Linked DNA regions of Homo sapiens: region 2 is linked to region 1. Evidence: read pairs that join two places in POLR2A ChIA-PET (ENCODE). Cell type or tissue: OCI-LY7. All regions are shown on one strand. Links, peaks and the distances in the headings refer to the core of each region. The heading gives the core; the rest is flanking DNA. Region 1 overlaps LOC124901766 (a long non-coding RNA gene). Region 2 holds the start of GHET1 (gastric carcinoma proliferation enhancing transcript 1).

The links. ChIA-PET counts read pairs that join two places held together with the same protein. Peaks named below come from ENCODE experiments on the same cell type or tissue, not always from the same donor. Only the 100,000 strongest peaks of a DNase experiment are listed, where the experiment ranks them.
Region 2: POLR2A ChIA-PET joins it to region 1 with 21 read pairs; 3 of 35 experiments call an interaction of 5 or more read pairs at or near these places.

Annotation. Positions count from the first base shown.
Region 1 is chr7:148,549,153-148,565,742 of GRCh38, forward strand. All of the region lies in intron 2 of LOC124901766 (a long non-coding RNA gene), which reads right to left. Among named protein-coding and RNA genes, the nearest start is that of C7orf33, 33 kb to the right of the region's middle. RefSeq lists an enhancer at 15,242-15,381. In OCI-LY7, for the core only: no CTCF peak of the experiment used is centred there; no DNase peak of the experiment used is centred there.
Region 2 is chr7:148,975,054-148,991,643 of GRCh38, forward strand. GHET1 (gastric carcinoma proliferation enhancing transcript 1) reads left to right here and starts at 12,474. Exons shown (of 1, transcript NR_130107.1): 1 at 12,474-14,376. It also overlaps RNY3 and RNY1. RefSeq lists enhancers at 1,236-1,737, 1,738-2,237, 12,333-12,833, 12,401-12,450, 12,771-12,820 and 1 more and silencers at 4,890-5,090, 8,305-8,404, 12,121-12,190. In OCI-LY7, for the core only: no CTCF peak of the experiment used is centred there; DNase peaks (open chromatin) are centred at 7,868, 8,448 and 12,458; H3K4me3 peaks cover 3,563 bases; H3K27ac peaks cover 343 bases.

The DNA.
Region 1 (16,590 bases), core at 2,783-10,782:
AATGCAAAATGGTACCACACCTGGATATCAGTCTGGTTTTGTATAGTTTTTTTATAAAGTTAAGCATACACTTACTATATGACTCAACAATCCCACTCTGAAGTATCCTAAGAGAAATGGAAATGTATGTTAACACGAGAACCTATAGGTAAATGTTTGTATTCGTTTTATCCATGATCACTAAAAACTGGAAGCAACCAAGATGTCTTTCATAAACAAAACTATGGTACATCTATTTCATAAAATGCTACTCAGCAATACAAAGAACAGATTATTCTTGCAACAACAGGCAATCTCAAATGCATTTAGTTAAAAAAGTCAGATCTAAAAGGCCACATATTTTATGATTTTCTTGATATGATATCCTGGAAAAGGCAAAACTATTAGATAGGCGCTTAGATCAATGGTTACCAGGGATTGGAGTTGGGGAACAGGATGACATCAAAGGGATAGCATGATAGAGTTTTTGGAGTGATGGAATTGTTCTGTAGCATGACTGTGATGGTGGGTACATCACTGTCAAAACCTACACAACTGCACGTCACAAACAGTGAATTTTACTGTAAGTCAATTTAAAATAAAATATAAAATAGATTTTTAAAATTTAAAAAATACAACACCTGCAAACTACTTTTATTACAGCTGTACCCATGTACTCAGCCTTCCCTCCTGAGTTCAGGCCATACGGGCTATATGATATCAATTTTTGGAATTTGATGACTATTTTTGTGGCCTAATACGTGGTCAATATCTGTAACTACTTTGTTGTATTTGATAAGAATGTGTATTCTCTGTTTGCTGGGTACAGAGAATCTTATTTGACCAGGCTTGTTATCTGTATTACTTAAATTCTCTATATACTCACTGATGTTTGGCTTGCATGATTTATCAGTTTCTGAGAGCACTGTTAAATATTCTCATTGGCTTTGTCAGTTTCCCCTGGTAGTTCCATCAGTTTTTCCTTTCTGTACTTTGAAGCTATGTTATTGAGTACATAAATGTTTATGATTGTTATATCTTCTTGTTAGATTGCCTCTCTCATCAGTATGAAATATTCCTTCTTGTCCCTTTTTGCTTTGAATTATATCTGATATCAATATATCTGTGTGGCTTTTCATTTTGGTAATATTTTCATTATTTTTCTCCTCCTTATTTTCAGTCTTCCTATGTCATCTTCATTAAGAGTATTATTTCTAAATGTCACATGGTTAATTTATTTTTTATTTATCTGAGATTTTTTGCCTTTCATAGGCATAATTATCACATTCATATTTTTTAACAAATATATTGATTTGTTATTTACTAGGATCTTGCTCCTTCTAATCCTATTTTACATTTCCTATTTTCAGTACCTTTTTTTTTTTTTTTTTTTTTTTTTTTTTTTTACATATAGCAAGTGATTTTTTTTGTCCCAACTTTTATTTTAGATTCAGCCAGTACATGTGCAGGTTTGTCACCTGGGTATATTGCATGATGCTGAGGTTTGGGGTATGAGTGATCCTGTCACCCAGGTACTGAGCACAGTACCCAAGAGTTAGTTTTTTCAACCCTTGCCCCACTCACTCCCATTCCCCTCCAGTAGTCCCCAGTTTCTATTGTTGCCATCTTTATGTCCCTGCATACCCAATGTTTAGCTCCCACTTATAAGTGAAAACACATAGTATTTGGTTTTCTGTTCCTTCTTGAATTAACTTAGGATAATGGCCTCCAGCTGCACCCATATTGCTGCAAAGGACATGATTTCATCCTTTTTCATGGGCACTTAGGTTGGTTTCATGTCTTTGCTATTGTGAATAGTGCTGCAACAAACATACCAGTACATGTGTCTCTTTGGTAGAATGATTTGTTTTCTTTTGGATATATAACCAGTAATGGGATTGCTGGATCAAATGGTAGTTCTGTTTTAAGTTTTTGAGAAATCTCCAAATTACTTTTCACAGTGGCTGAACTAATTTACATTCCCACCAACAGTGTCTATGTGTTCCCTTTTCTCCACAGCCTCATCAGCATCTGTTGTTTTTTGACTTTTTAATCATAGCCATTCTGATTGGTGTGAAGTGGATCTCACTGTGGTTTTGATTTGCATTTCTCTGATGATTTGTGATATGGAGTGTTTTTTCATGTTTGCTGGCTGCTTGTATGTCTTCTCTTAAGAAGTGTCTATTCAAGTTCTTTGCCCATTTTTTGATGTGGTTTTGTTTTTTGCTTGTTCAATTGTTTAGGTTACTCACAGATTCTGGATATTAGGCCTTTGTGGGATATGTAGTTTGCAAACATTTTCTCCCATTCTGTAGGCTGTCTATTTACTCTGTTGATAGTTTTTTTGCTCTGCAGAACCTGTTTAGTTTAATTATATCTCACTTGTCAATTTTTGTCTTTGTTGCAATTGCTTTTGAGGACACAGCTATAAATTCTTTCCCAAGGCTGATGTCCAGAATGGTGTTTCCCAGGTTTTCTTCTAGGATTCCTATAGTTTGAGGTCTTACATTTAAATTTTTAATCCATCTTGAGTTAATTTTTGTATATAGTGAAAAGTAGGGGTGTAGTCTGAATCTTCTGTACATGGATAGCCAGCTACCCCAGCACCATTTATTCAACCGGGAGTACTCTCCCCATCTTTTGTCTTTGTACCTGCCAAAGATCAGATGGCTGTAGGTGTGCAACTTTATTTCTAGGTTCTCTATTCTGTTCCATTGGTGTATGTGTCTGTTTTTGTACCAGTATCATTCTGTTTTCGTTACTATAGCCTTTCAGTACAAAGCTGGGTAATGTGATAGCTCCGGCTTTGTTCTTTTTGCTTAGGATTGCTTTGGCCATTCAGCCTCTTTTTTGGTTCCATATTAATTTTAGACTAGTTTTCTTTGAGTTTTGTGGAAAAATGACATCGGTAGTTTGATATGAATAGTGTTGAATTTGTAAACTGCTTTGGGCACTTATGGCCATTTTAACAATATTAATTCTTCTAATCCATGAGGATGGATGTTTTTCTATTTGTTTGTGTCATCTATGATTTCTTTTAGCAGTGCTTTGTAGTTCTCCTTGTAGAGATCTTCCACCTCCTTGGTTAGATGTATTGCTAAGTATTTTATTTTTTGTGGCCATTGTAAATGGGATTGTGTTCTTGATTTGGCTCTCAGCTTAAATGTTATTGGTGTATAGAAAAGGGACAAGTTTTTGTATATTGATTTTATATCCTGAAACTTTGCTGAAGTCGTTTATCAGTTCCAGGGGCCTTTTGGTACTGTCTTTAGGGTTTTCTAGGTATAGGATCATATCATCTACCAAGAGAGATAGTTTGCCTTTCTTTCTATTTGGGTGCTTTTTACTTCTTTCTCTTGCCTGATTGCTCTGGCTAGCACTTCCAGTATTGTGTTGAATAGGAGTGGTGAGACTGGGCATCCTTGATTTGTTTCAGTTCTCAAGGGAAATGCTTCCAGTTTTTGCCCATTTAGTATGATGCTGACAGTGGGTTTGTCATAGATAGCTCTTATTATTTTGAGGCATATTCCTTCAATACCTAGTTTCTTGAGGGTTTCCATCATGAAGGGATGTTGGACTTTATCAAAAGCTTCTTGTGCATCTATTGAGATGATCACATGGATTTTTCATTTTCAATTTTGTTTATGTGGTGAATCACATTTCTTGATTTACGTTATGTTGAACCCAACTTCCATCCCAGAAATGAAGCGTACTTGATCATAATGAATTAACTCTTTTTTTCAGGAAGTTGTTTTTACTGTGAATGAAGAACATACTTGAAGTCCTACCACAGTGCCTAGCACACAGGGAGACTTTGATATATATTTTCAGAATAAGAGAACATAAAGGCAACTCTTACTGTGCCTTCTGTCATTTCTCTCCTAATAATTAGCAAATTTTAGAATATCCGGACCACTTCCACCCTTAATCACCCACCAGTTAAAGACATTAAGCAGCATAAATTAACTTTTTGATGTGTTGTTGGATTCAGTTTACAGTATTTTGTTGAGGATTTTTCCATGTATGTTCATCAGGGACATTGGCCTGTAGCTTTCTTTTTTTTGTTGTGTCTTTGCCAGGTTTTGGTATCAGGGTGATGCTGGCTTTGTAGAATGAGTTAAGGAGGAGTCCCTCCTCCTCAATTTTTTTGGAATAGTTTCAGTAGAATTGGAACTAGCTTTTCTTTGTATGTCTGGTGGAATTGGGCTGTGAATCTAAGTGGTCTGGGGCTTTTTTTTTTTCCTTTGGTTTTTTTTTATTACTGCTTCAGTTTCAGAACTCAATATTTTGTTCAGGGTTTCAATTTCTTCCTGAAACTGGGAAGAAGGTTGTATGTTTGCGGGAATTAATCCATTGCCTCTAGATTTTCTACTTTGTGATCACAGAGGTGTTCATAATAGTCTCCGAGGATCTTTTACATTTCTGTGGGATCAGTTGTAATGTCACCTTTGTCATTTCCAATTGTACTTATTTGGATCTTCTCTCTTTTTTATTCTTTGGCTAACAGTCTGTCAATCTTGCTTATCCTTTCAAAACACCAATTTTTGGTTTCATGGATTCTTTGGATGGATTTTGGGGGGTCTCAATTTCATTCAGTGGTGCTCTGATTTTAGTTATTTCTTTTCTTCTGCCAGCTTTGGGGTTAGTTTGTTCTTACCTTTCCAGCTCCTCTGGTGTGATGTTAGGTTATTAATTTGAGATATTGCTAACTTTTTGAGGTAGGCGTTTAGCACTATAAACTTTCGTCTTAACACTGCTTTTGCTGCATTCCAGAGATTTTGGTATGCTGTGTCTCTGTTTTCATTTATTTCAAATAACTTTTTGATTTCTGCCTTAATTTTGTTTTTACCCAAAAGTCAAATATTAGCAAGTTGTTTAATTTCCATGTAATTCTGCTTTTGAGAAATCTTCTTGGTATTGATAACTATTTTTATTCCTCTGTGGTTCAAGTGTACAATTGGTATGGTTTCAGTTTTTTTGAATTGATTAGACTTGCTTTATGGCCAAGTGTGTGGTCAATCTTGCAGTACATTCTGTGCCCAGATGAGAAGAATATGTATCCTGTGGTTTATGAGTGAAGTATTCTGTAGATGTCTATTAGGTACAATTGGTCAAGTGTAAAATTTAATAAGTCTAGAATTTCTTTGTTAGTTTTCTGCCTCAATGATCTTTTTTTTTTTTTTTTTAAGACGGAGTCTCGCTCTGTCACCCAGGCTAGAGTGCAGTGGCAAGATCTCCGCTCACTGCAAGTTCTGCCTCCTGGGTTCACGCCATTCTCCTGCTTCAGCCTCCCGAGTAGCTGGGACTACAAGTGCCTGCCACCACGCCCGGCTAATTTTTGTATTTTTAGTAGAGACAGAGTTTCACTGTGTTAGCTAGAATGGTCTTGATCTCCTGACCTCGTGATCCGCCCGCCTCGGCCTCCCAAAGTGCTGGGATTACAGCTGTGAGCCACTGTGCCCAGCCCTCAATGATCTTTCTAACACTGTCAGAGAGGTGTTGAAGCCCCCCCACTAATATTGTGTGGCTACGTCTTTTCATAGGTTTAGAAGTAGTTGTTTTATGAATCTGGGTACAACAATGTTGGGTGCATATATATTTAGGATAGCTAAGTCTTCTTGTTGAATTGAATGCTTCATCATTATGTAATGACCTTCTGTTTGTCCTTTTTTACTGTTGTTGGTTTAAAGTCTGTTTTATCTGATATAAGAATAGCAACCCCTGTTCTTTTTTGCTTTCCATTTGCATGGTAGACCTTTCTCCAATCCTTTACTTGGAGCCTATGGGTGTCATTACATGTGAGATGAGTCTGTTGAAAACAGCAGATGGTGGCCGGGTGTGTTGGCTCACACCTGTAATCCCAGCACTTTGGGAGGCCAAGGTGGGCGGATCATGAAGTCAGGAGTTTGAGACCAGCCAGTTCGAAAGCAGCCTGGCCAACATGGTGAAACCCCATCTCTACTAAAAATACAAAAATTAACCAGGCATGGTGGTGCACACCTGTAATCCCAGCTACTCGGGAAGCTGAGGTAGGAGAATTGCTTGAGCTCAGGAGGCGGAGGTTGCAGTGAGCCGAGTTCTTGCCACTGCACTCCAGCCTGGGCAACAGAGCAAGACTCCATCTAGGAAAAAAAAAAAAAAAAGAAAAAGAAAACAGCAGATGGATGGTCTTGTTTTTTATCCAACTTGCCACTTGATGCCTTTTAACTGGGGCGTTTAGACCATTTACATTCTAGGTTAATATTGATATCTGAGGTTTTGATCCTATTGTGAAGTTGTTATCTGGCTTGCTTTGTAGTTTCTATCATGTGGTTGCTTTCTAGGGTCTGTGGGCTACATACCTAAGTGTGTTTTTGTGGTAACAGGTAGCATTCTTTCATTTTCTTTTTTTTCCTTTTTCCTTTTTTTTTTTTTTTTTGAGACAGAGTCTTGCTCTGTCACCCAGGCTGAAGTGCAGTGGTGCCATCTCAGCTCACTGCAACCTCTGCCTCACGGGTTGAAACAATTCTCATGCTTCAGCCCTCAAGTAGCTGGGACTAGAGGCACACACCACCACACTCAGCTAATTTTTGTATTTTTAGTAGAAACAAGGTTTTACTGTGTTGGCCAGGCTGGTCTTGAATTCCTGACCTCAAGTGATTCATCCGCCTCGGCCTCCCAAAGTGCTGGGATCATAGGCACCAGCCACCATGGCCCACCCGTTCTTTCATTTTCACATTTACAGCTCCCTTAAGGACCTCTGTGATGCTGACCTAGTGGTAACAAATTCCCTCAGGGCTGGCTTGCTGGAAAATATTTTATTTATCCTTCACTTGTGAAGCTTAGTTTAACAATATATGAAATTCTTTTTTGAAATTTCTGGTCTTTAAGAATGCTGAATATAGGTTCCCAACCTCTCCTGGCTTGTAAGCTTTCTGCTGAGAAGTCTGCTGTTAGCCTGATGGGATTCCTTTTGTATGTGACCTAACCTTTTTATCTAGCTGCCTTTAAGATTTTTTTCTTTAGTATTGTCTTTGGACAGTCGGGTGACCAAGTATGCCTTGGTGATGTTCATTTTGTATAGTACCTCGCAGGTTTTCTCTGAATTTCTGGTATCTGGATATCAAGCTCTCTAACAAAATGAGAAAATTTTTCTTTAATTATTCCCTCAAATGTGTTTTCCAGGTTGTTTGCTTTTTCTTCTCTCTCAGGAAGGCCAATAATTTGTATGTTTGGTTGCTTTACAAAATCCCATATTTCTTGAACATTGTTCATTTTTTTAAATTCTTTTTTCTTTATTTTTGTCTGACTGAATTAATTTGAAAGACCGGTCTTCAAGTTCTCAAATTCTTCTGCTCAGTCCAGTCTATTGACAAAGCTTTCCACTGTATTTTGAAATTCCTTAAGTGAGTTTTTCAATTCCAGAAGCTCTGATTTCTTTTTAGGATGTTTACCTCTTCCATCATTTACTGGATTGCTTTAGAAGTTTCTTCATATTGATTATTAACCTTGTCTTGGATCTCATTGAGCTTCCTCGTAATTCATGCTTTGAATTTATTAGCTATTTCTTCATTTCCATTTTAGTTAGGGACCATCGCTGGAAAGCTAGTGTGATCCTTTGGTGGTGTCACCACATTCGGATTTTTGATGGTGCCAGAATTTTTATATTGATTCCTTATCTAGAGATGCTGGCACTTCTAATTTTTGTAATTATTTTCATGAAGGTAGGATTTTTTTTCTTTTTTCCCCCATAATGTTATTTTTTTGTTGTTACTACTCTTTTCTTTCTTTCTCCCCCACCCTCCACTCTTTAGTGGGTGTGACTATAGAGAATGCTTGGTGAGGTCATTTGGCTTTGCTTCTACAGCCCTATGCACTTCTGTCAGCAGGTTTTATATTGGACTATGCAGTTTGACCTACAAGCTGTAGATGGCACTTATAGGTAAGAGCCTGCTGCTGCCAACATGACTGGGTATATACTTGATCCTTGTTTACTGGGAGAAGTTTCTCTGTTGCCTCAGGTAATGCGCTGATTTGTGGAGTGCACAATGGTCTGACTCCCTGCTCAGCCCCTTCATGGGCGGGGGTAGGGAGCCAACACTGGTGAAGCCAGACCAGGCAGGTCCACCTACGGTCCCTGATGGCAGGCACAAGCACCAGTGCTAACTGAGAATCCAGTAAGCTGTTGCCAAGTGCCCAAAGGCTTGCCTAGGCAGGGAGTTGGGAAACTTCCTTGACCCCAAGTTCTCTGCACAGAGATGGAGGCAGCCTAAATTCCTAATCCAGGAGAGTAGGTGCTCCAGATGCCTGGAGATCTGCCTGGGTGTGGAACAGAGAGGGCCCCCTTGTACCAGGGTTTCTGCCCATGAAGGATATGGCTCAGGCTGATCCAGACAAGCAAGTGCTCCGAGTGCCTGGATTTCTGCCTAGGGGTGAAGCAAAGAGGGCCCCACTGCACCATGATCTCAAAGGAGCAGTTGGGGCACACAGTAATGGCACACACAGACCACCAAGGTGGTCACCAACCTGGCCCTAGCTACAAGTCTCACTGCCCAGGAGAAACTACAGCTGTAGAAGCTCTCCTCCCACCGGAGACTTGTGTTGGAAGAGAGCACAATCCCAGAACCTACTGCTGAGGAGCTTTCCACAGTTCTGACTGTAGAGGTTCCTACCCTGCTCTAGAGGAGGTGCTCCAATCTCCGGCCCAAGACTAAAATTCCTGCATGACTATGCTGTTAGGTCGCCAAATAATGGCTGACTTTGTATGCCTCCAGATTAAAAATGGTGTCCTGCTCTTGATCCTGGGTCTGGAAAAATGTCTATAGCTTTGTCTGGTGTCTGTCCTCAGCATCTACAACACTGTCCCCACATTAGCTCCAGGGCTTGGAAGAATGAAAGTGCTCTCCCTCAGCCTGGATTGCTGAGATCCCCGGTGGAAAGGTGAGTCATAGAGGGAGGTTCTCTGCCTCTCTCACACATGGGGGCTTCACTAACTTTAATCAGTGGGATGCCATCATGGAGGCTGTTTACCAGTATTCTCCTCCACAGGATCTGGGGCGTCCTTCATGATTCTGGTGGATTTCCATTTTTCTTCTTGAATTAAACTCACAGAGTTGATCTTTGTGCACCATCTTGCTATTTCCAAGTGGCTGAGGCATGCTGAAAGCTTCCAATCCACCATGTTGGGAAAAAAAGGTGGGGAGTGCTTTCTTTTTTTATTCTCTTCTTTCCTGCTTTTAATTAGCTTTCCTTTGTTCTTTTTTTTCACTATTAATTGATAAGTTTACATTATTTTACTATTTTTCTCAGGTTATCCTTAAATTTAATATTTTATAACAAAACCTACAGTCAATTAATTTCTATCTTACTCTACTTCCAACCTCCAGGCAAGAAGAGAATCAGTTCACTTTTATTCTACCTTCCCTGGCCCTCCTCCATTACCTCCATTTCCTGTGACTTTCATAGTGATGTGGTCTGGGATGTTAGGTGTTAGGTTCAATATTTTTTTCAATTTATAAATAATAAAATCGTATTTAATAAAAAAAATGTTGTGGGTTTTGGGTTTTTTGTTGTTGTTTTTGTTGACCAATAGTTTCCTGTATCTCACTATTTCCCCCTGGATTCATTATTCTTCTTATTGGAGCCCCAAGAATTCCTTCAATGAATATCTAAAAATTGTAAATCGTCTGAGCTCTCAAATTACTAACTATAGTTTGTTGTTGTTGTTTTAACTCTTAACTCCTGAATTAACTGACTAAAGAGTTTTGTTTAAGTTACAATTATTCTGCTTTATCACTTTTTTAAAAATGTGAGTTTGTTCTGATACAATTGACATATTAAGGACCAATTAGACATAATGTGATTTGTGTGCTGATGTGAGATTTAGTCCACAAAATACAGAAACCGAACCATAAAAAAATGCACCCAACTGACCTACATAGTAATACACAAAATTCATGTGCACACAGCTCTCTCAAACATCAACCAGCTACCTTAGTATACCACATGTGTTATGAGCCACATCCTTCCACAGCTGGTGTTACAACTTTCCATCCTAATTCAAATAACCCTCCTTCCACCACTCACACCCTTTCCAATGCCCACTTCTACACACAACCTTTAGGTCTTTTTTAAAGTAATGTGCCATATTTGTTGTGGTATTTATATATTTCTTAACAAGTTAGCATGTGTAAAACTGTGTCACCATTTTTTTCTTGGGGTTCTAACTTTTTTTAGATAGGAGCATTTTTAAGGGTCAACATTTTTAGTGTTGTGCCCTATTCCCTTCTTCCCCATAGGCCTGGTGGTTTTTGTTACACGATTTTACATAGTACTTTGATTTTTAGGAGTGCGTATGTCACTTTATAGCAGAACTGACTATATTTTCCTTACTGAAATGTCCTTGTTTCATAATCGCTTGATACTATTTTCATAACACAATACTTTCTCTTACCTCTCTGGCTATATGAGATATATCAAAAGTCCTATTCTGATTGCTTCATTAATTTTGCTTTTTTAGGGATAAGACTATATTGGCTGAATTTGTTTTTTCTCTTTTATCATGGGGCTCATCTCAAAGTTTGGTTATTCTTAATTGTGCATTCATCTTTGTTGAGCTATCTTTGTGACTGCCTGCCACCTCTGTTTGTGCTGGGAGAGGCAGGGATGAGCAAGCCCTGTTGCACTATTACACCATTTTTCATTAGGTTGTGGGGTTTTTTTTCCAACTCACCTGGAGGTTTCAAAAATATCAAAGTAAGATTTCAGCCAAGGCACTCCATTACATGTAAATCTTTGTTTTGCTTTTCTATAGCTGCTATAACAAATTATCACAAATTTAGCAGCTTAAAATATAAATGTATTATCTCACAATTCTGTAGGTCAGAAATCTGGGTAAATTCAGCTGGTTTTCCTGCTTCAGGTATTACAAAGCTAAAGCCAAGGTGTCAGCCAGAGGGGCTTTTATCTGGAGGCTCTGGAAATAAATCTGTTTCAAGCTCATTCAGGTTGTTGGTCGAATTCAGTTCCTTGTGATTGTAGGACTGAGGTCTCCATTTCCTTGCTGGCTGTTGGCTGGAAGTCATGCTCCCAGTCATTCAAAAGACCACCAGGTTCCCTAGCTCACAGCCCCCTTCACCCATCTTCAAAGCCAATGTTGGTAGGTCATGTCTTTCTCATGTTTCGTATCTCTCTAACCTAATCTCCCTTCACCTCTTCTTCCTGCTGTATCTCTCTAACCTACTCTTCCTCCTTCCTCTTCTGCTTTTAAGGGCTCATGCACTGACATTTGGCCAGCCTGAATAATCCAGGATAATCTCACTATTGTAAAGTCAACTGATTAGTAACCTTAACTACATCAGCAAAGCCCCTTCGTACCAGTGCCTAGATTAGGGTTTGATTGAATAACAAGGGGACAGAAATCTTGAGGGCACATCTTTGAAATTCTGCCTACAAAAATCTTAGTATTTGTGTCCATTTTATTTATGTTATACATAAATTTCTTAGGAACTTATCAAATGGTTTCTTGAACTAGATATATGAGTTAGTTTCTATCCCGCTAAGATGGCAAACTTAGATATATTTAGCTAAGTGCTGGCTCTCTCCCCCAAAATTAACCCTGGAGAAATTATAGAAACATGTGCTACAGAAGGAAAAAAAAAATAAGAGAAAACACTGAACTTAGTCTTGAATCAATGTGTATGAGAGAGGTCTGAGGAGGCAGAGTGCATTGGAAGAGACAGTGGGAGGACAGGTTGGAGAACAGCTTTCCATGTTCCATTCTTGCCTCTCTCTCTAAATGCCTTGGGACCATCATGTCTAACCCTTCGCTACAGACATTGGTGAGGACAGCTTAGGCCATGGTGATGTTCATACTGTAGTGTCCAAACAGGAGGAAATCACCCTTCCAGTCCCTTTCTCTCCACACTCCTACTGTATTATGACATATCTTGATACAGACTAGAGCCACATATATTACCTGAAAGAGTAGTTGATAATTCCAAAGGAAGAAAAAAAAAAAACCCTCAGCCAAAGTAACTACTTCCCTAAGTATAACAATAAAAGAAAGACAACAGATGAAACAACATGTTTCATCTAAAGGTAGACCAAGAAATTTAAATAAGCATGATAAAAATGCTTAAGGATATCAGGGACTCAGAGCTACCTCATTGCACAACTCCTGAGGCACCAGTCACACTGCATTCCTGGAGAATGCTACCTTTGAGTTGTACAGTGTGCTAGCCCTGTAAGTGATGATATTACTAATATGATACAAAAATAAGAAGCAAGGAAAACAGAATCAACTAGAAATTTATGTATAAAAATAATATTTTAAGTAACAAAAACAATAGATGTGATAAATAGTTGGATGCTTACTACTGAAGAACAAATTAGTAAATTGGACGATCAGATGAAGACATTTTTAATAATTTGATAAAGCAACAGAGAAAAATAGAGCTTTAAACTACAAAGAAAGAACTAAAGATGCAGAAGTAGAAGCAATAGAATCTTAATAGGAGGGCCAGAAGGAAAAATATATATATATATATATGTATCTGTATATATATACATCTACATATATAATAAAATATGGGAATAAATATTTCAAAAAACAATGACTAGAGAAATCTGGTAGAACCACCTTAACCAAGTGATCAAAATTATCACCAACAACAGAGCAAGATAACACTACATGTATATTCCCAGCTCTAACTAAAAGATAAGGTAGTTGAGCTATATTTAGGAGACTGGACACTTTCTGATTAACTGCCTGGACTCTGGAGTCAGACTGACCAGGTTTGAATCCTGGACCTGCCACATACAAATTGTGTGTGATTTCCTATAAGCTGTTTTGCCATTTGCATCATGGCCTTTGGGGTTGTTTCTAATGTTCCAAAAAACAGAGGGAACAAAAGTTAATTTGTATCATTCATATCATATTTTACATGTCATTACAAAGAAAGAAGCCATTCAAACATTCGGGCTGCGAAGTGTGAAGGACCCACGATCCATTTCACAGATTTCCAGGACAGTAGAGCTAACAGAACCACAAGGGCTTCCTACTTTCTTCCACATATAAGGGCTTGGAAGTCACCACCACCATTCTCAAAACAAGATAAAAGCTGAACAAAATGAAAACCAACAACCCCTCTTACATTCATCAGAGAACAGACGTCACGGGGCAAGCTGCTGGTCCAGAAGCTAGAAAAAGAAGAGGATACCAATAATCACAGCTTAGCAGGAACAGAAGTCCAGAAGCAGGAGCCCTAGGCTGGAGCCAGTGCTGGTAGGAGCACTTGAACTGCAGTTGATAAACTTCTGGAGACTCAGCATGAACTTGCAGGAGAGTTAAAACTCTGGAGACTCAGTCTTGGGGTGGGGAGGACATTTTCATGAGTTTCACTTCCAGGAGTTTCTCTAGTGAAGATCAGGGAAAAGTCCCTCACACTTCAGTCAGGTGAGGGGAAAAAGTAACTATTTGAAATACAGTTGACCTTGAACAACACAGGTTTGAACTGCAAGGGTCCACTTATATACAGATTTTCTTCCTCCTTTACCACCCCTGAGACAGTAAGACCATCCCTTCTCTATTATCCCGTTCTCATACTGTTATAAAGAACTACCTGAGACTGGGTAATTTATGAAGAAGAGAGGTTTAATTGACTCACAGTTGCGCAGGCTGTACAGAAGCATGGCTGGAAGGCCTTAGGAAACTTAGTCATGGCGGAAGGTGAAGGGGAAGCAAGCACATCTCCCAAGAGTGAGGGGAGAAGTGACACACTTTAAAAACCACCAGATCTCAGGAGAAGTCACTCACTATCCTGAGAACAGCAAGGGGGAAATCTGCCCCCATGATCCAGTCACTTCCCACCAGGCCCCTCCTCCAACATCTGAGGATTACAGTTTGAGATGAGATTTGGGTGGGGACACAAACCATATCACCATTCTGTTCCCCCTCCTCGGTCTGCTAAACATGAAGACTTAGAGGATGAAGACTTTTATGATGATCCACTCCCAGTTTTCTTTCTATTATTATTATTTTTTTTTTGAGACAGGGTCTTTCTCTATTGCCCAGGCTGGAGTACAGTGGCACTGATCACAGCTCACTGCAGCCTTGACCTCCCAGCCTCAATCAATCCTCCTGCCTCAGCCTCCTGAGTAGCTGAGACTACAGGCACACACCATCACATACAGCTAATTTTTGTATTTTTTGCAGAGATAGGGTTTCACCATGTTGCCCAAGCTGGTCTTGAACTCCTGGGATCTAGCAATCTACCTGCCTTGGCCCCCCAAAGTGCTGGGATCACAGGTGTCAGCCACTGTACCCAGCAGTGATTTTCTTAATATTTTATCATCTCTATCTTACTTTATTGTAAGAATATAGCATATAATACATATAATGTACAAAATATTTGTTAATCAACTGTTTATGTTATCCTTCAGGCTTCCAGTCAACAGTAAGCTATTAGTAGTTAAGTTGTGGAGGAGTCAAAACTTATGCTTGAATTTTTGACTGTGCAGGGGGAAGGGGGGTGTCAGTGCCCCTAAGCAAGAATCAACTGTATGCCCAAGAGATTCTGTTCTCCTTAACAAAACCCTGCCCTCAAGGAAAACTACCTTACCAGAGCCCAGCCCCTTTGGGTTTTACCAGAGTCTAATCAACCTGAGGGAAGGGAAATACCCAACTCCAGCCCCATCTCACCTTCCTGTCTTGCCTGAAGGGGAGAGGGAGGGCAAAGGGGTGCTGAGAAGACAACCCGGGGGCACAGGCTCACTAAAAGGCCAAGGCCTAATCCTAAAGGGATAGAACACCTCCCCTCCCCGACACCTTCCCATCACATCAGCAGGAGATTACAGCTGAAAGAATTACAAGCCTCAGACCCTATTTAGGAAAAAGTCCCAGAGGAAACCCAAAGACAATAGGAGAGACAAAAATAAGAGTATCAGAGATTATTTTAACCTCTGACATGTCCAACTAGAAGCAAACAGCAAACAGCCACTTTCTAGCCAGAGTTTCATAAAACTGAAAGTCCCAGTTCCTACCTCAGTTCCTTGTACCTGATACATCATAACTGGGTATCATCAAAAAAATTACGAGGCATGTTAAAAAGCAAAAAACACAGTCAGAAAAGACAAATCAGTCTCCCCAAGCATTCGGGGAGCAGAGTTTTTAAGGACAACTTGGTGGGTGGGAGGAAGCCAGTGAGCCAGGAGTGCTGATTGGCCAGGGATGAAATCACAGGGAGTCGAAGCTCTCTTCTTGTGCTGAGTCAGTTTCCAGGTGGGGCCACAAGATCAGATGAGTCAGTTTACCAATCTTGGTGGTGCCAGCTGATCCATCAAGTGCCGGGTCTGCAGAATATCTCAAGCACTGATCTTAGGAGCAGCTTAGGGAGGGTCAGAATCTTGTAGTCTCCAGCTGCATGACTCCTAAACCATAATTTCTAATCTTGTGGCTAATGTTAGTTCTACAAAGGCAATCTAGTCCCCAGGCAAGAAGGAGATCTGCTTTGGGAAAGGGCTGTTATCATCTTTGTCTTAAACTACAAACTAAGTTTCTCCTAAAGTTAGTTCAGCCTTTGCCCAGGAACAAACAAGGACAGCTTGGAGGTTAGAAGCAAGAGGAAGTCGATTAAGTTAGATCTCTTTCACTGTCTGAGTCATAATTTTGCAAAGGCAGTTTCAGTTTTGGAGCTATTTATGAAATGCTGATGGTTGCCAACAATGGAACAATATTCTCTTCCTATGGACTTCATGATCTAAATTGTTAAGCTTTCTCAGAGGTGGATAACAGTACGGGAGAGGCCATAATGGCATTCAATTATATTTTTTAGAAAAAAATTAGCAGTCCAAAATTAACAGAAACAAATTTTGCTTTACCAATAATAAACAACATTTCCTTTACAGAAAACATTAAAGAAATACAAATGTCAAAATATGTTCAGGTACCTTCTAACAAATTTTCAACCGTTATTAATCACAGATTAATCATAGATTGTTATCACTCTGGTTTCCCCTGCAGTTTTAAAATAAACCTTTAACTCTTCCTCCTAATTACTGGTGCTTCATGGTTTGAAAACCTGAGCCTTGAAAATGTTCCTAGAAAGCTTTTTGAGATATAATTTTTAATTACATATTTTTTATCATAAATAGAATGGTTTTGTATACATCTAGAATGTATGTGAAGACATTAAGAAGACTTAAATCATCTGTTGTTATTGACTTTTGACAATCAGACATTCCTATTCAGTTAGGTGAGCTTAGTTCTTGACTACAACCTGGTCAGCTGCATTTTTCTGCAAGAAAGAGAAACTGGATTTCACTCCACAACGCTGTCTTTCTCCTGCAGCCTGGATTATGCTGGAAAAGTCACAATAGAGTCACGATGCATAACCATAGGCCTCATGCCTCCCTTTCTTATAAGAAGGCACCAAAGTTAACTTTTCAAAAGGTTAAAAATGTAATTTATGTATAAGGTAGAGAATGAATGCATGTCAAAAAATTTTTTTTCTACCCATTAATAAGAGAACTAGCAAGATGGCAAAACTGGCTCAAGGAACATTTGAGGAAATGGATATTTATAGGTATTTGAGAAAAGAATGTTAGTGACTACTATTTTTTTTTTTTTTTTTT
Region 2 (16,590 bases), core at 4,856-12,855, 430 kb after region 1:
ATTTTGGATTCAAATTCAAAATACAAGCTGGAAAAAACTTTTGTTTTTTTTTTTTTTAGACAGAGTCTCACTCTACATACATATTCTTTATACTTAGTTAAAATGCATTCTTGTTTGTTTAAGGACAACTTAGGTGGCAATTTCTGTGCCTAGAGAAGAGGCTGGCAGAAGCTATGGGCGCTCCCTCTGGTCTTTGCTGGCCACCTACTGCTTGAGTAATGGATTTGTAGCAAGCTAGAATGTTTATTTCATGCCAAAGTGGGGGTGGCAGGGCATGGCTGATTTGAGGGGTCAGGATGAAGTGGAGAAGGTATTTTGGGCACATTCTCTGCAGCACACAAGGAAGCTCTAGTGGGCTTAGCACAGGCTTTTTGGAATTGGACAGACCTGGGTTTGATCCTAGCTTAGCCATGGAATCCTTCACGCCACATCCCAGATTTGCAGGATCATTGAATGGAGGTGTCAGTGAAACAATCACTGTAAAAGTCAGTAATGTAGCAGCTCTACCATTAGAAAGGGATTGCAACAGATATCAGGGAACAGTGGGGTTTTTTAATTATTATTATTATTATTATTTTTTGAGACAGAGTCTCACTCCACACTGGAGTACAGTGGCGCAATCTCAGCTCACTGCAACCTCCGCCTCCCGGGTTCAAGCGATTCTCCTGCTTCAGCTTTCCAAGTAGCTGGAATTACAGGCATGTGCCATCAAGCCCGGAAAATTTTTGTATTTTTAGTAGATATGGGATTTCACCATGTTGGTCAGGCTGGTCTTGAACTCCTGACCTCAGGTGATCTGCCTGCCTTGGCCTCCCAAAGTATTGGGATTACAGGCGTGAGCCATGGTGCCTGACCGGGGTTAATTTTTAAGTGGTGTAAAATTGTGACTGACAGCAGGTGACAGATGCCATGGTTATGCTTTTCAGCATCCAGCTTTCTTTTCAGTACCAAGGAGGTGGACAAAGCTAAAAACCACATTTCCCAGAAGGCCCTGCAGCTGGGTCTGGAGGTGATGTAGGTTCAGCCTCTTAGATGCACTAACTCACTGCAAGACTTGAATTTCTAATCAGATGGGGTGGGGGCTGGCAGGATGAGGCTTACATTTTGCTGGGACAGACTGGAGCAGAGAGCAGGGATTCATGGCCATAACTGCCTCCTGGCAGCCGAGGATCTCCTGAAGCTGGGCAGGGGCATGAGCTCTCTCAAAGGCCCAGACCTGCGCCAGGCTTTGGGCAGTGTTGATCCCTTCTGCTTATATTAGCTAGAGTGAAGTTCATGACCAACTCAGAGGCTCCTTTGGGAATCTGATGACAGCTGTGGATCTTCTTTCCAGGAAAACACATGCACATGAGGAGGAGACAGAAGATTTTTTATAAAATACAAGGAGTGCTAGGATCTTCTAAGCCCCTCCAAGGACCAGGTCTAGAGGCTGGGAGGTCACGCCTCTCATCTCTAACTAGAGTGCATTGTCCTGGAGAAGCATGGGCCTTGCCATGGGACGGGTTCAGCCTCTGGTACTTGAGCAGAGGGACTGCCTCCCTGCCTTTGTCATGGCCCTGCAGTGTGGAGAGGCTCCAGGAGGAGTGTCTGCAGTGCGGAGGGCCAGGCATTGAGATGCAGAAAAAGGGAAGTTGCATTTATCCAGGTGAAAAACGAAACCCCTGCTGGCTCAGGCCTGTAATCCCAGCACTCTGCGGGCGGATCACGAGGTCAAGAGATCGAAACCATCCTGGCCAACATGGTGAAACCCTGTCTCTACTAAAAATACAAAAATTAGCTTGGTGTGGCGATGCGTGCCTGTAGTCCCAGCTACTTGGGAAGCTGAAGCAGGAGAATCGCTTGAACCCGGGAGGCAGAGCTTGCAGTGAGCTGAGATCGTGCCACTGCACTCCAGCCTGGGTGACAGAGGGAGACTCTGTCTCAAAAAAAAAAAAACCCAAGAAGCTCAGTAGTTATACAGTAAATTATCTAAAGCCTCCGAGACTCTGCAAACAAAGCAGTTAGTTACAACATGGACCTCCTCAGGCTCTGCCAAAGTTGTTCTTGGGTTGTCTGGACATCTCTCTATCTCAAACTGAAGGGCTGTGTGTATTGGAGCAGAGGCAGTGGAGGACTTATTTTCAAAATGTAAGCCTTCACACAGACTACCCTGTTTGTGGAAGGGGCCATTCAAACTAGAGAACCTGGCTGGGTGTGGTGGCTCACGACTGTAATCCCAGCACTTTGGGAGGCCAAGACAGGTGGATCACCTGAATTCAGGAGTTCGAGACCAGCCAGGCCAACATGGTGAAACACCATCCCTACTAAAAATACAAAAATCAGCCGGGTGTGGTGGCACATGCCTGTAATCCCAGCTACTCAGAAAGCTGAGGCAGGAGAATCGCTTGAACCCAGGAGGTGGATGTTGCAGTGAGCCGAGATCATGCCACTGCACTCCAGCCTGGGCGACAGAGCGAGACTCAGTCTCAATAAATTAAAAAAAAAAAAAAAAAAATTGGCCAGGCACGGTGGCTCACGCCTGTAATCCCAGCACTTTGGGAGGCCAAGGTGGGCGGATGACGAAGTCAGGAGTTCGAGACCAGCTTGACCAACATGGTGAAACCCCGTCTCTACTAAAAATACAAAAATTAGCCCAGCGTGGTGGCACGTGCCTGTAGTCCCAGCTACTCGGGGGGCTGAGGCACGAGAATCTCTTGAACCTGGGCCGCAGAGGTAGCAGTGAGCCGAGATAGCGCCACCGCACTCCAGCCTGGGTGACAGAGTGAGACTCCGTCTCAATAAAATAAAAAAATAAATAATACAAATAAAAATTATCGTGTTTTGGTGATTTTGAGTTTTTAATTTATAGTGATTTCAAACTCATATTTCTATCATTTTATGTTCAATAATTTTATATTTATATAGAATGATTTTATACCTGTTATTATTATTATACATAATATGTTAACTAAAAATTTTTTTTTCTTTAGAAAGGAGATCCTTTTACCAGTATCGCTAAGACCCTCAGTAGCTCATGTCAAACCCATCATCATTATTTGAGGGGTGGGTACAAAAACATGAGTTGTTGATGATGAGTATGGGAAGAAATACCCAACATTCCTCCCCAAATTCTGGGCCAATTCAGGAGCCTACTCCATACAGGCAGGACAGAGGAATGAAATATGTCCTCCAATGGAGTTACAGGAGGTGGGTACAGCACAGCTGAGGAATGAGGACGTGCGCTTCCGCGGGAGGGGAACTTCAGGGAATTGCAGGAAAATCGGAGATTAGAGGATGTGGAGAGGCGGGGAAGGGCAGCCTTGCAGCTGCTTGGGATCTACTGGGATCGGACAGCAGAAAGGGAGTAAGATGAAGTGTCCCATTAACAGCCACCTGAGGAAGGGAGAGGGACTTGTCCCCACATCAGGGCCCAGGTGGCTGTGAGCCGCATCATTCAGACCCCAGGCTCAGACTGAAAAACAACAGAACAAACGGCTCTCCCTGGGGCCTGGGAATCCCAGGAGAGAGTAATAATAATCATTCCAGGAGGGAACTTGCTGGGGTGTCTGGCTTATCACCCCGCACAGGGCAGGGAGCTGTCAGAGAAGACCTAAAACAATCAGAAACCAACTAGAAGGTGGCTGGCTTTTCATGATTTTCATGGCGATGCCCTGGCAATTTTAAACAATGCCAACAAGAAAAGGCTCCTCCCCCAAAGCCTCTATTGGTCTAAATTCTAAAATGTTGCTGCAGTTGCCCCTGGATTTCAGTCATATACATGTAGGATTGGAATGAGCACATTTTAAGTCTTCCCTTTACTACGCATCATATGACTACATGAGAGTTAATTTGGAGAACTCTCAAGCCAACACGACGTGCAGACTCAGTTAAAACATTTGTTTGAAGAGTGAGTTCCTTTAGGTTCCCCAGGACTCACATGGTTAGTAATAAACTACCATTTGACATCTGTAGACTACTTCATCCAACAACGGCAGAATATACTTTCTTCTCAAGTTCACACGGAACACTCACCAAGATAGACGATATTCCGGGCAATAAAAGGTACGTTTATGCCTCAACAAGTCTAAAAAAATAGAAATCATACAACATCTGCTCTCAGACCACATGGAATTAAACTAGAAATCAATAACAGAACAATATCTGGAAAATCCCCAAATATTTGAGGGTTAAACAATAAACTTGTATTAGTCCGTTCTCACACTGCTATAATGAATTTCCCCACCAGGTGCAGTGGCTCAAGCCTGTAATCACAGCTCTTTGGGAGGCCAAGGAGGGCAGATCACCTGAGGTCAGGAGTTCAAGACCAACCTGGCCAACACGGTGAAACCCCATCTCTACTAAAAATTACAAAAAATTAGCCGGGTGTGGCGGCAGGCACCTGTAATCCCAGCTACTTGGGAGGTTGAGGCAGGAGAATCGTTTGAACTTGGGAGGCAGAGGTTGCAGTGAGCCGAGACTGTGCCATTGCACTCTAGCTTGGGCAACAAGAGCAAAACTCCATCTCAAAAAAAAAAGAGACCAGGCACTGTGGCTCATGCCTGTAATCCCAGCACTTTGGGAGGCTGAGGCAAGCAGATCACTGGAGGTCAGGACTTCCTGACCAACGTGGTGAAAACCCATCTCTACTAAAAATACAAAAATTAGCTGGTCGTGGTGGTGCATGCCTGTAATCCCAGCTACTTGGGAAGCTGAGGCAGGAGAATCGCTTGAACCTGGGAGGCAGAGGTTGCAGTGAGCTGAGATCGCTCCATTGCACTCCAGCCTGGGCAACAAAAGCAAAAAAACTCTGTCCCAAAACTGGGTAATTTATAAAGGAAAGAGGTTTAATTGACTCACAGTTCTCATGGCTGAGGAGGCCTCAGGAAATTTATAATCACGGCGGAAGAAGCAGCAAGCACCTTCTTCATAAAACAGCACTAGAGAGACCACAACAAGCAGGAGAGGAACTACCAAAGAAACACTTATAAAACCATCAGATCTCGTGAAACTCACTCACTATCACGAGAATAGCACGCGGGAAACCACCTCCATGTTTCAATTACCTCTCACCAGGTTCCTTCCTCAACACCTGAGGATTACAATTCAAAGCTGGGTGCGGTGGCTTATGTCTGTATTCCCAGCACTTTGGGAGGCTGAGGCGGGTGGACCACCTGAGGTCAGGAGCTCGAGACCAGCCTGGCCAACACAGTGAAACCCCATCACTACTAAAAATACAAAAATTAGCTGGGCACGGTGGTGGGCACCTGTAATCCCAGCTACAGGGGAGGCTGAGGCAGGAGAATCACTTGAATCCAGGAGAAGGAGGTTGCAGATCACACCATTGCACTCCAGCCTGGGCAACAAGAGCAAAACTCCGTCTCAAAAAAAAAGAAAAAAAATTTTTTTCAAGATGAAATTTGGGTGGGAACGCAAAGCCAAACCATATATATATAATTTTTTTTTAAGACAGTCTTGCTCTGTCGCCCAGGCTGGAGTGCAGTGGAGTGATCTCGGATCACTGCAACCTCCATCTCCCGGGATGGAGAGATTCTGGTGCCTCAGTCACCCAGCCACCATCATGCCTTGCTAATTTTTGTATTTTTAGTAGAGATAGGATTTCGCCATGTTGGCCAAGCCAGTCTCGAACTCCTGACCTCAGGTAATCTGCCCACCTCAGTCTCCCAAAGTGCTGGAATTACAGGTGTGAGCCACCAAGCCCAGCCCATATTAACACTTCTTTTTCTTTTTTTTTTTTTTTTTTTGATACGGAGTCTCACTCTGTCACCCAGGCTGGAGTACAGTGGCATGATCTCGGCTCACTGCAACCTCCACTCTCCGAGTTCAAGCGATTCTCCTGCCTCAGCCTCCCAAGTAGCTGCGATTATAGGCGCCTGCCACCGCTCCCGGCTAACTTTTGGTATTTTTAGTAGAGACGGGATTTCACCATCTTGGCCAGGCTGATCTTGAACTCCTGACCTTGTGATCCACCCGCCTCAGCCTCCCAAAGTGCTGGGATTACAGGCGTGAGCCACCACACCCCGCCAACACTTCTAAATAACATATTTAGAACTAAATAAAAAATGAAAATACATCCCATTTATGGGGTGCAGCAAAAAGAGTGTTTAGAGGAAAATTGATAGCATTAAATGCATACATTAGTAAAGAAGAAAGATCTATAGTCCATATTCTAGGTTCCCACCTTAAGAAGCTAGAAAAAGAAAAGCAAATTAAATCCAAAGTAAGCAGAAGAAAAGAACTAATAAAAATTAGAGCAGAAATCAATTAACTTAAAAAACAGGAAATCAGTAGAGAAGATCAGCCTCCGGCCAGGCTGACAAAGACGAAAAAGAGAGAATACACAAATCACTAATATCAGAAAGAGAAATTAAATGAAACAGTTGCCATGGACAAGCTGAAAGACCCAGAATAGCCAACAACGTTGAAGCAGAACAAAGTCACAGGACTGACCCTACCCAACCTCAAGATGGACTGTATAAAGCTACAGTAATCAAGACAGTGTGGTATTAGTGAAAGAACAGATAGATCAATGCAACAGAATAGGGAACCCACAAACTGGCACACATAAGGGTAGTCAAGTGATGTTTCACAAAGAGGCAATGGCAGCACAGCAGAGAACAGATTAACAAACGGCTCTGGAACAATGGGATTTAAATTGATTGTGTGTATGTGAGAGAGAGAGAGAGAGCGTCTCATTCTGTCACCCAGGCTGGAGTGCAGTATCACGATCTCGGCTCACTGCAACTTCCACCTCCTGGCGCAAGCGATTTTCATGTCTCAGCCTCCCGAGCATCTGGGATTACAGGCATCTGCCACCACACCCGGCTAATTTTTGTATTTTAGTAGAGACGGGGTTTTACCATGTTGGCCAGGCTGGTCTCGAACTCCTGACCTCAGATGATCGGTTCGCCTCGGCCTCCCAAAGTGCTGTGATTACAGGCAGGAGCCACCGGTCCGGCCAAAATTTTATATTTTAAAAATCAATTTAAGGCCGGGCATGGTGGCTCACACCTGTAATCTCAGCACTTTGGGAGGCCAAGGCGGGTAGATCATCTGAGGTCAGGAGTTCGAGACTAGCCTGGCTAACATGGTGAAATCCCGTCTCTACTAAAATTACCAAAAAATTAGCCAGGCATGGTGGCGGGTGCCTGTATTCCCAGCTACTCCGGAGGCTGAGGCGGCAGAATCGCTTGAACCCGGGAGGCAGAGGTTGTAGTGAGTAGAGATCGTGCCATTGCACTCCAGCCTGGGCGACAGAGCGAGGAGACCCTGTCTCAAAAAAAGAAAAAAAGGAAAGAAAATTTAAGTGTGTTTAATGTAAAAGTGAAAACACACAGCCTTTACGCAGGGAACACAAGATATAATACTTGGTAGGTGGAAAGTTCATTTCATAACATGAAATCTTTTTCTAAATTTGAAAAAAAAAAACTTTAAAATGGACATATCTTCTTTTTTAAATTGTTAATTGCTTCTTTTAAAATTAATGGACTAATCGCAAAATCCAGTGATACATACTGATTATTTCATGCGTTTTACTGAAAATAATTTTGTAGTAAGAGGATTGTTCAAAATGACCCGCTCTGGGGGTCAAGGGGTCGGGCCCCCACTGCAGAGCCTGGAAAGGCAAAGACCCCCGAGGCTGCGCTCCCCTCGCCCTTCGTGTCGGGTCCTGCCCCACCCGGCAGCTCCTGGGACCCGCTGTGCGGCCCAGGGCTGGGGGCCCAGGCTGCCCCTGCTGAGAAGCCAGGTGCGCGTTCAGCCCCCGGGAGTCTCTCCGAGGCTCTGTGCGCCTCATTCCTCCACGGCGTCACTTTTTAAAAAGATAATTGCTAATTATGTATTTTAAAATGTTAGCTTCCACGGACCGAATGTTTCCCTTTCTGTTTAGAGTGGGGTTCCTAACCTCCTTCCAGAATAGCTCAAGGTCCCCAGTGCAGCCGCTTTGAAACAAAACCACTTGGTAACAGGAGCGCAGGACTATGGCGAAACCGCCAGGAAAGCTTCCTAAAGAGCTCAAACAAAACAAAACAAACCTTGGAAAGCTCAAGAAAAGCATCGTGGGTGACACCAGAATCTGGGACTTCATTCATTCATACATTCATTCATTCATTTTTAAAGAGGGTCGTTGGGAAGGAAAAGGGGAGGGGACGCCGGGCTGCAGGGCTCCTCGCAGGACACACGCTCCCCCTCCACGGGGAACCGGGGGTGGGGGCGCGGGCGTGGGGGGCCGCGCCAGCCCTGCGTGGGGTCCGGGACCACCGAACCGCGGGGACCCCTGATCCCGGGGGGGCCACTGAATTCCAAGGGGCCCCCGCCCGCCCGGCCCCACCCCCGCGGCGGGTTGCCTCTTCCTTCTTAAGAGGACGTCCCCTCCCGCTCTAGACGTCCTGGCCCTGTGAGACTGAGGCCCCGCCGGGGGCACCGTGGGAGTCTTTGATGGATGTGGCTGATGCAGGGTTTCCATGCAAATCACCCACAATGCTTTGAGCAGGGTTGCCCGAGCTCCTTTAATGTCACTGAAGAGAGAAGGACCTTTTTCTTACAAAGTCTATGTGTTTAACAGTTTTATTTTTTAAACATTTGCTTTCTATTTGGGGTGTATTTATACTCTTCCTTTTTTTTAGCTCCTGTGAATAGTCACCGTAACTATGGTAGAGATGGAACTTTCGAGGCTTATATAAGTAGCAGCGTGCCTTTGTGTTTCGGCTGGTCCGAGTGCAGTGGTGTTTACAACTAATTGATCACAACCAGTTACAGATTTCTTTGTTCCTTCTCCACTCCCACTGCTTCACTTGACTAGCCTTTTGCTGTGGTTTTGGGGTGGGAAAGCATTTTCTGTTCCCCAATACAGAACAGCCAAGATCCTGCCTGAAGGTTTTTCTTAAGCACACCACTACTTGCCAGTGAAGATGACTAGTGGACAGAGCACATTAAGTGTTTTTAGGAGCCTGGCATGCTCCGTGTTGAAAAGGGAGGTCCCCTCGTCTCTGAATTGTACCTTGAGAATAAGGAGAACCATAGGTTTAGGTGACCTAAGGAATGAACCATGTCTCACGCACCTCCTTATCCACGGTGTCAGGCATGAAGAAGAGGGATCCAGGAGAGGGCAAAGGTCCGCAGAGTGCAGTGGTAAGAGAGCAAGCTTTTCAAATTGCAAAGTAATGTACATAGCATGATTCTATTTCACACTGAAAAGTAAAACACTTTGCACATCTGTGCTTAAGCTTGTCTGTGTTAATACAGTATTAGCAAGATCAAAGATGAAGAAAATCCCAAGCTGTTAACCTAGAAATGATGCAGACACGAAGCTTTCCTCTTTACTGTGTGGTGGGGAAACTGCTCACCTCGGACACGATGGTTCATGGTATTATCTCTAAACCTGGATCCACCAAGCTTTGCTTTTCTTGTAAAACATAAAGATTTTGGTATTGGAAAATATCCCCTTTCTCTTCGCAAATGCCGCGCTTTTGCAAATCAAAATTATTTTGGCTTCAAACTACTGTCTGTGCAATGACAGTAGGATATAGTGTGCAATATTTGGGACATACTTATGCTAAAAATCTATTTACACTATTGTTCAAATTTGACCAGGCATCCTGTATTTTATCTGACAATCCTATCTTATTCAAATACGTCTTAGGAAAGAACTAATGCCAAACTCTTTTCTTCCTCAAGTTATCATATTACTCTGAGCTGGCCTTATAGTTGCACTGGGCATTCATTATTGCTTTGCAGATATTATCTGGTTAGGAAGTTTCTGGAGATAGGATACATATGTCATCAAGACTGATAGAATTGTGCAGTCTCATATCTGTGGAATGAAATCAACCTAAAGTCAGAGAAATTGACTCTGCTCTCGTGTTAGTTTCGTAGTGTCCATATTAACAGTTATTCCACCATCAACTACATACTTTTTTCTCTCTCTCTCCCTCCCTCCTAACTATCCATCCATCTATCTTTTAGTTTTTAGCAATGTTTCCACTGACTGGAATAGTACAGCAATTGGTTTCATGGCTTTGTTGACATTGTTTGATTGCTGGTTTTTCTTTGCGGGGTAGCAGAGAGAATACTTTTGGGGAAGAAAGGTTATTCTGGCTCTGCAAGCAATGAACTCAGTGGCTGACTCTCGGCTGCTTATGTGATCTCTCTCAGAACCTCAGTTTCTTCATTTGTAAAATGATAATGTCTGTCATACTAATTTAACTGGACTGCAAAGAATATTAAATGAAATAGGTCATATGAAAATACCCTGTACCTTATAAAACACAATACAAATGTATTCCTTTGCAAATATCAAATGGTGACTATGGCCAATAGACTGTTACTCTCTTGCAATATCATTTAATTGCCATTATTCCTGAGATACAGTGACAGTCCTGTGTTCATAGCTGGTACGTGATCATAGCAACATCAGTTGGCTTGAACAATCACTGTAATTAAGGCATATCTATTATTGAAGAAGCAGCAAGCTAGCTGTACGGGAAAAGCCTCGGGACTTAGATTGAGGAGACCCTTAAGTCTTGACTTCCTGATTCAGTTACCTCTCACCAGGTTCCCCCTCAACACCTGAGAATTACAATTCAAGGCCGGGTGTGGTGGTTTTTGCCTGTATTCCCAGCACTTTGGAGCCCGAGGTTGGCGGACCACCTGAGGTCGGGAGTTCGAGACCAGCCTGACCAACATGGAGGAACCCCGTCTCCACTAAAATACAAAAAATTAGCTGGGCGTGGTGGCACATGCCTGTAATCCCAGCTACTCGGGAGGCTGAGGCAGGAGAATCGCTTGAACCTGGGAAGCGGAGGTTGCAGTGAGCCGAGATCGCGCCATTGTGCTCCAGCCTGGGGAACAAGAGCGAAACTCCGTCTCAGAAAGAAAAAAAAAAAACAAAAAACCCCACAGGGAAGCTCTTGGGAAACCCACATGTGCCCTCAAGGTGCCTTGGGTTACTTTCACCTATAAGAAAAATTTAAATATTCTTTTGTTGTATACACATTTGTGGCAGTCACACTGTACTGCAACACCACCACAATCTCATCAAACAACACTTTGCCTCGAGGCTGTTAGGAATGTATACTTCCATGTAGCGAAGAGGGAAGGAAGATCAGTGTAATGACCCTTTGTTTCTGATGAGGAGGCAGCTGCGTGGCTTTCTAAAGGCTACATAAGAACCTAAGGGCTGAACCAGGATTAGAAAGTGGCTCTGGTGCCTCACGTGGTGAGCATCCCGCAATGTACTCTGCCCTCTTCCGCCTTCTCTATTTTCAAACTCTTGGACTTGGTTTGTCTTCCTCCAAAATACTTTCTCTCTGAAAATGTTCACATCTCTTAGCTTCAAAACTTAACTGGATTGTCGACTTTGAAATGCCTCTTAATTTTGTCCATTGAGTGTTGTATCATCAAATACCAGTCCTTAATCCTACTGATATTAAAACATTAAAAAAATCCTGGCCGTGCGCGGTGGCTCACGCCTGTAATCCCAGCACTTTGGGAGGTTGAGGCAGGAGGATCACTTGAGGTTAGGAGTTCAAGACCAGCCTGGCCAACATGGCGAAACTTCGGTCTTTACAAAAATAGAAAAATTAGCCAGGCGTGGTGGCGCGCGCCTATAGTCCCAGCTACTCAGGAGGCTAAGGCAAGATAATCGCTTGGACCCACGAGGCGGAGGTTGCAGTGAGCCGAGATCACACCACTGCACTCCAGCCTGGGTGACAGAGACTCCAGCCTGTCTCAAAAAAAAAAAAAAAAAAAAAAAAAAAGAAAGAAAAGAAAAGAAAAAGTACAAGAAAAAGAAAAACCCCTATTCACCCTCATCCCATTTCCTGTCTTTGATCTCTTAGGACATACTATACCATCTTTACCAATAATTGGTCCGTAGTATCTATTACTATTTATTTGATTTTTGTTTTCTTTTTCCTTCTTGTCTGTGATGGGTTTTCCCAAATTTACTGTTTGTTTCTGGAAGAAAAGAATAGTACTTCGTTTTCCCCCTGTATTCCATGCTTTATTTAATGATGCTGACTTTCAACATTTTAAAATTGAGATGAAAACAAGAAACGAGGGATGCCAGGAGAGTGGAAACTCTCGTAAAAGACTAGTCAAGTGCAGTAGTGAGAAGGGGGGAAAGAGTAGAACAAGGAGTTCGATCTGTAACTGACTGTGAACAATCAATTGAGATAACTCACTACCTTCGGACCAGCCAATAAGTCCTCCTACTGTTTGAACTATTTAAAGCCCCCAAATTTGTTCATTTTCCCCTTACAGTGATATTCTGGTTTCAGTTTACTGATGACTATATTTACAATATTAATGATATATATATACTCTAAGAATTCCCTGGCACATCTATTTATCAATAGCTGGAAAAACGTACTGAATAACAAGAATCAGACGTGTTGCTAAGCATCCTGGGAAAGAGATATGCAAAATTAGCATTTCGTCATCAGGGCGTCTTTCCCCCGGTTTGTCTTGAGTGGCTCAGCCACCGCAAGGTACCAGAGAGCCGCCCAATCTGCGCTGGCCTCCTTTATCTGTTTGCTGTGTGACCCTCCGGACAGCTCTGTGGGACCTGGAGGAAACTGTGAGCCCTACAGATAAAGTCTGTGCTTCCAGCGTCGGTAAATCCCAGCAAGCGCCACTACCTGGAGGCTGACACTTTCCCATCTTGGCAGTCAGCTCCCTACAGAGGTGCTTCTCCCACTGCCCAAGATCCCTGCCTCCTCCTTAAACCCCAACTGATAGAACAGAAACCACCACCTAAGGAACGTGAAGGGGAAGCATCTGAAACACCAGAAGATCTTGGATTGTTCCTGAGGACTTCAGAATCTACAGGGACAAAAGGCAGAAGCAGGAAGTCCGAAGTAAAGATGACTAAGAAAAGGCGGGTGGAAAAGATTTCTGTGAAAGTGTCAGAGGCAAAGCTCTGAAAGACCTGAAACTCATGCCGAAAGCAAAGAACAGCAAAAAGACAGTAGGGATGTGTCTGGAGCAACAAGGATCGGGCTGTTCCTGGGGCAGCCGAATTCACAGCTCTGTTTTACTCCTAATGGAGGATCTTCCTGCTGCAGCGGCGAGTAGACCTTACTGTAAAGGTGCAGGCAAGGGGAGGGGAAGGGCAGGCAGCTGCCCATTGGAGTTCACATCTCCAAGCCTGAGAAAATGTGTTCCTGGATGCCCCAAGCCAATGGAAAAGCAGAATCATTGACTATGTTTGACTCCTTCTGGTACCTAGCACAGTATCTGGGACACAGCAGGTGCTATGTAAATGTGTTGAGTGAATGAATGAATGAATGCCATTGAGGAGAATGAATAACCCCAGAAAACTAGACATGGGTAGATGTTGTCCTAATTTCAAAAGAGGGGAAAATGAGAGTGAGAGTTTCATAAATGACAATCTCTAAACGATGTTGCTCTCTAGCAAAATTCTAGAATGGATTATTTTAAGAACAAAGCAGGTAAACATTGGCAGCCAACTTGAAATTAATAAGAAAAAGGTGTGCGCCAGAATAGTTTTATTTCCTTTTGTTTTTCATTGTACAGCTTGATTTGACTAAGTTGTTTATACCTTTCACTCTGCCTTTGCATGCACTGGGGGTGATCTAGTCTACTATGTGGACTGGAAGTCCACCCAGTGGCCAGGCTCAGAGGCAGGGAAGGGGGGTTGGTGCCATTCTGGGAGAGGAGGTTTCTGGGGCTGTTTCTCAGCCAGATCCTGTCTCATCTGTTTCCAACAACCCCACAAATGAAGACACTGAAGCTGACTAATCAAATTGACTGATGCCCCAATAGGTGTCATGATATGCAGTGAGAATCCGGCAGGCATTAGAGATGAACAGCACGGGCTGCAGCCACATTATCTCAGCTTGAGTCCTAGTTTTCACCAGCTACTAGCTAGCTATCTCTGGTCAAGTCACTTACCTTGCTTGAGCCTCAGTTTCTCCATCTAGAAAATGGTCATAATCGAAGTATCTATCTTATAGGGTGTTGGGAAGATTAACTGAGAAGCCACATAGAGTTTACTGGCACATTAAAAAAAGAAACTATAAGAATGTTAGCTGTCCTTTTGCACGGCAAAAGGAACAGTAAGCAGAGTAAACAGACAACCCACAGAGTGGGAGAAAATCTTCCCAATCTATACATCCGACAAAGGACTAACATCCAGAATCTACGAGGAACTCAAATTAGCAAGAAAAAAACAATCCCATCAAAAACTGGCCTAAGGACATGAATAGACAATTCTCAAAAGAAGATATACAAATGGCCAACAAACATATGAAAAAGTGCTCAATATCACTAATGATCAGGGAAATGCAAATCAAAACCACAATGCAATACCACATTACTCCTGCAAGAATGGCCATAATAAAAAAAAAATCAAAAAAATAATAGATGTTGGTGTTGATATGGTGAAAAGCGAACACTTCTACACTGCTGGTGGGAATGTAAAGTAGTACAACCACTATGGAAAACAGTGTGGAGATTCCTTAAAGAACTAAAAGTAGATCTACCATTTGATCCAGCAATCCCACTACTGGATATCTACCCAGAGGGGAAAAAAAAAGTCATTATATGAAAAAGATGCTTGCACATGCATGTTTGTAGCAGCACAATTCGCAATTGCAAAAATATGGAACCAGCCCAAATGCCCATCAACCAACAAATGGATAGAGAAACTGTGGCATAGGGCTGGGCGCCGTGGCTCACGCCTGTAATCCCAGCACTTTGGGAGGCTGAGGCAGGCGGATCACGAGGTCAAGAGTTTGAGACCATCCTGGCCAACATGGTCAAAGCCTGTCTCTACTAAAAATACAAAAATTAGCCGAGTGTGGTGGCGTGCACCTGTAGTCTCAGCTACTTAAGAGGCTGAGGCAGGAGAATCGCTTGAACCTGGGAGGCGAAGGTTGCAGTGAGCCAAGATCACACCACTGTACTCCAGCCTGGCAACAGAGCAAGACTCTGTCTCAAAAAAAAAAAAAAAAAAAAAAAAAAAAAAAAAAAAAAAAGAAAGAAAAAAAAGAAAAAAGAAACTGTGGCATATATATACAATGGAATACTACTCAGCCATAAAAAGGAGTGAATTAATGGCATTTGCCGCAACCTGGATGAGATTGGAGACTATTATTCTAAGTGAAGTAACTCAGGAATGGAAAACCAAACATTGTATGTTCTCACTTATAGTGGGAAATAAGCTCTGAGGATGCCAAGGCATAAAAATGATACAATGGACTTTGGGACTTTGTGGGGGAAAGGGTAGGAAGGGGATGAGGATTAAAAGGCTAAAAATTGATTTCAGTGTATATTGCTCTGGTGATGGGTGCACACCGAAATCTCACAAATCACCACTAAAGAACATACTCATGGCCGGGCGCAGTAGCTCACGCCTGTAGTCTCAGCACTTTGGGAGGCCGAGGCAGGCGGATCACGAGGTCAGGAGATCGAGACCATCCTGGCTAACATGGCAAAACCCCGTCTCTACTAAAAATACAAAAAAAAAATTAGCCGGGCATGGCGGTGGGTGCCTGTAGTCCCAGCTTCCTCTCATGCTATGTAGATGTCACACCTGGTCCAACCCATCTTTGGGTCCCTGGTAAATCAGACACCGCCTCCTCAAGCCTGCCTATAAAATCCGGTGCACTCCACTGAGGTCTGGAGGTCCCATTTGGGTGCACCTCTCTCTCGAAAGAGACAAAGCTGTTCTCTGGGCCGGGTGGGGTGGCTCACACCTGTATTCCCAGTGCTTTGGGAGGCCGAGGTGTGCAGATCACATGAGGTCGGGAGTTTGAGACCAGCCGGACAAACATGGAGAAACCCCGCCTCTACTAAAAATACAAAATTAGCCGGGCATAGTGGCACATGCCTGTAGTCCCAGCTACTCGGGAGGCTGAGGCAGAAGAATGATGTGAACCTGGGAGGCGGAGCTTGCAGTGAGCCAACATCGCACCACTGCGCTCCAGCCTGGGCGACAGAGCAAGACTCTGTCTCAAAAAAAAAAAAAAAAAAAAAAAAAAAAAAAAGAACTTACTCATGTAACCAAATACCACCTGTTCCCCCAAAATCTATGGAAATAGAAGCTTTTAAAAAATTAAAGGCTGGGTACGGTGGCTCACGCCTGTAATCCCTGCACTTTGGGAGGCCAAGGCGGGCAGATCACCTAGGGCAGGAGTTCAAGACCAGCCTGGCCAACATGGCAAAACTGTCTCTACTAAAAATACTAAAAGTAGCTGTGTGTGATGGTGCATGCCTGTAATCCCAGCTACTCGGGAGGCTGAGGTAGGAGAATTGCTTGAACCCGGGAGGCAGAGGATGCAGTGAGCCAACATCACGCCACTGCACTCCAGCCTGAGAGACAGAGAGAGCCTCCATTTCAAAAAAAAATTTTTTAAAAAAGAATGTTAGCTCTCAGGGTTCAGAATCATTTTTCCTGGCTGACTGGACACAAGCTAACAAGAAACAGACATAAACTAACAAGGTAACAGACATAAATTATCAGAGCTGAAGTTTCCCTTTTCAGTTAAAAAACAACAAATCTGACCAAGTACCAGATAAGAGAATCCCACACAGTAAAAATGCAAATACTTGTGTAGTTTCACAGAAGGC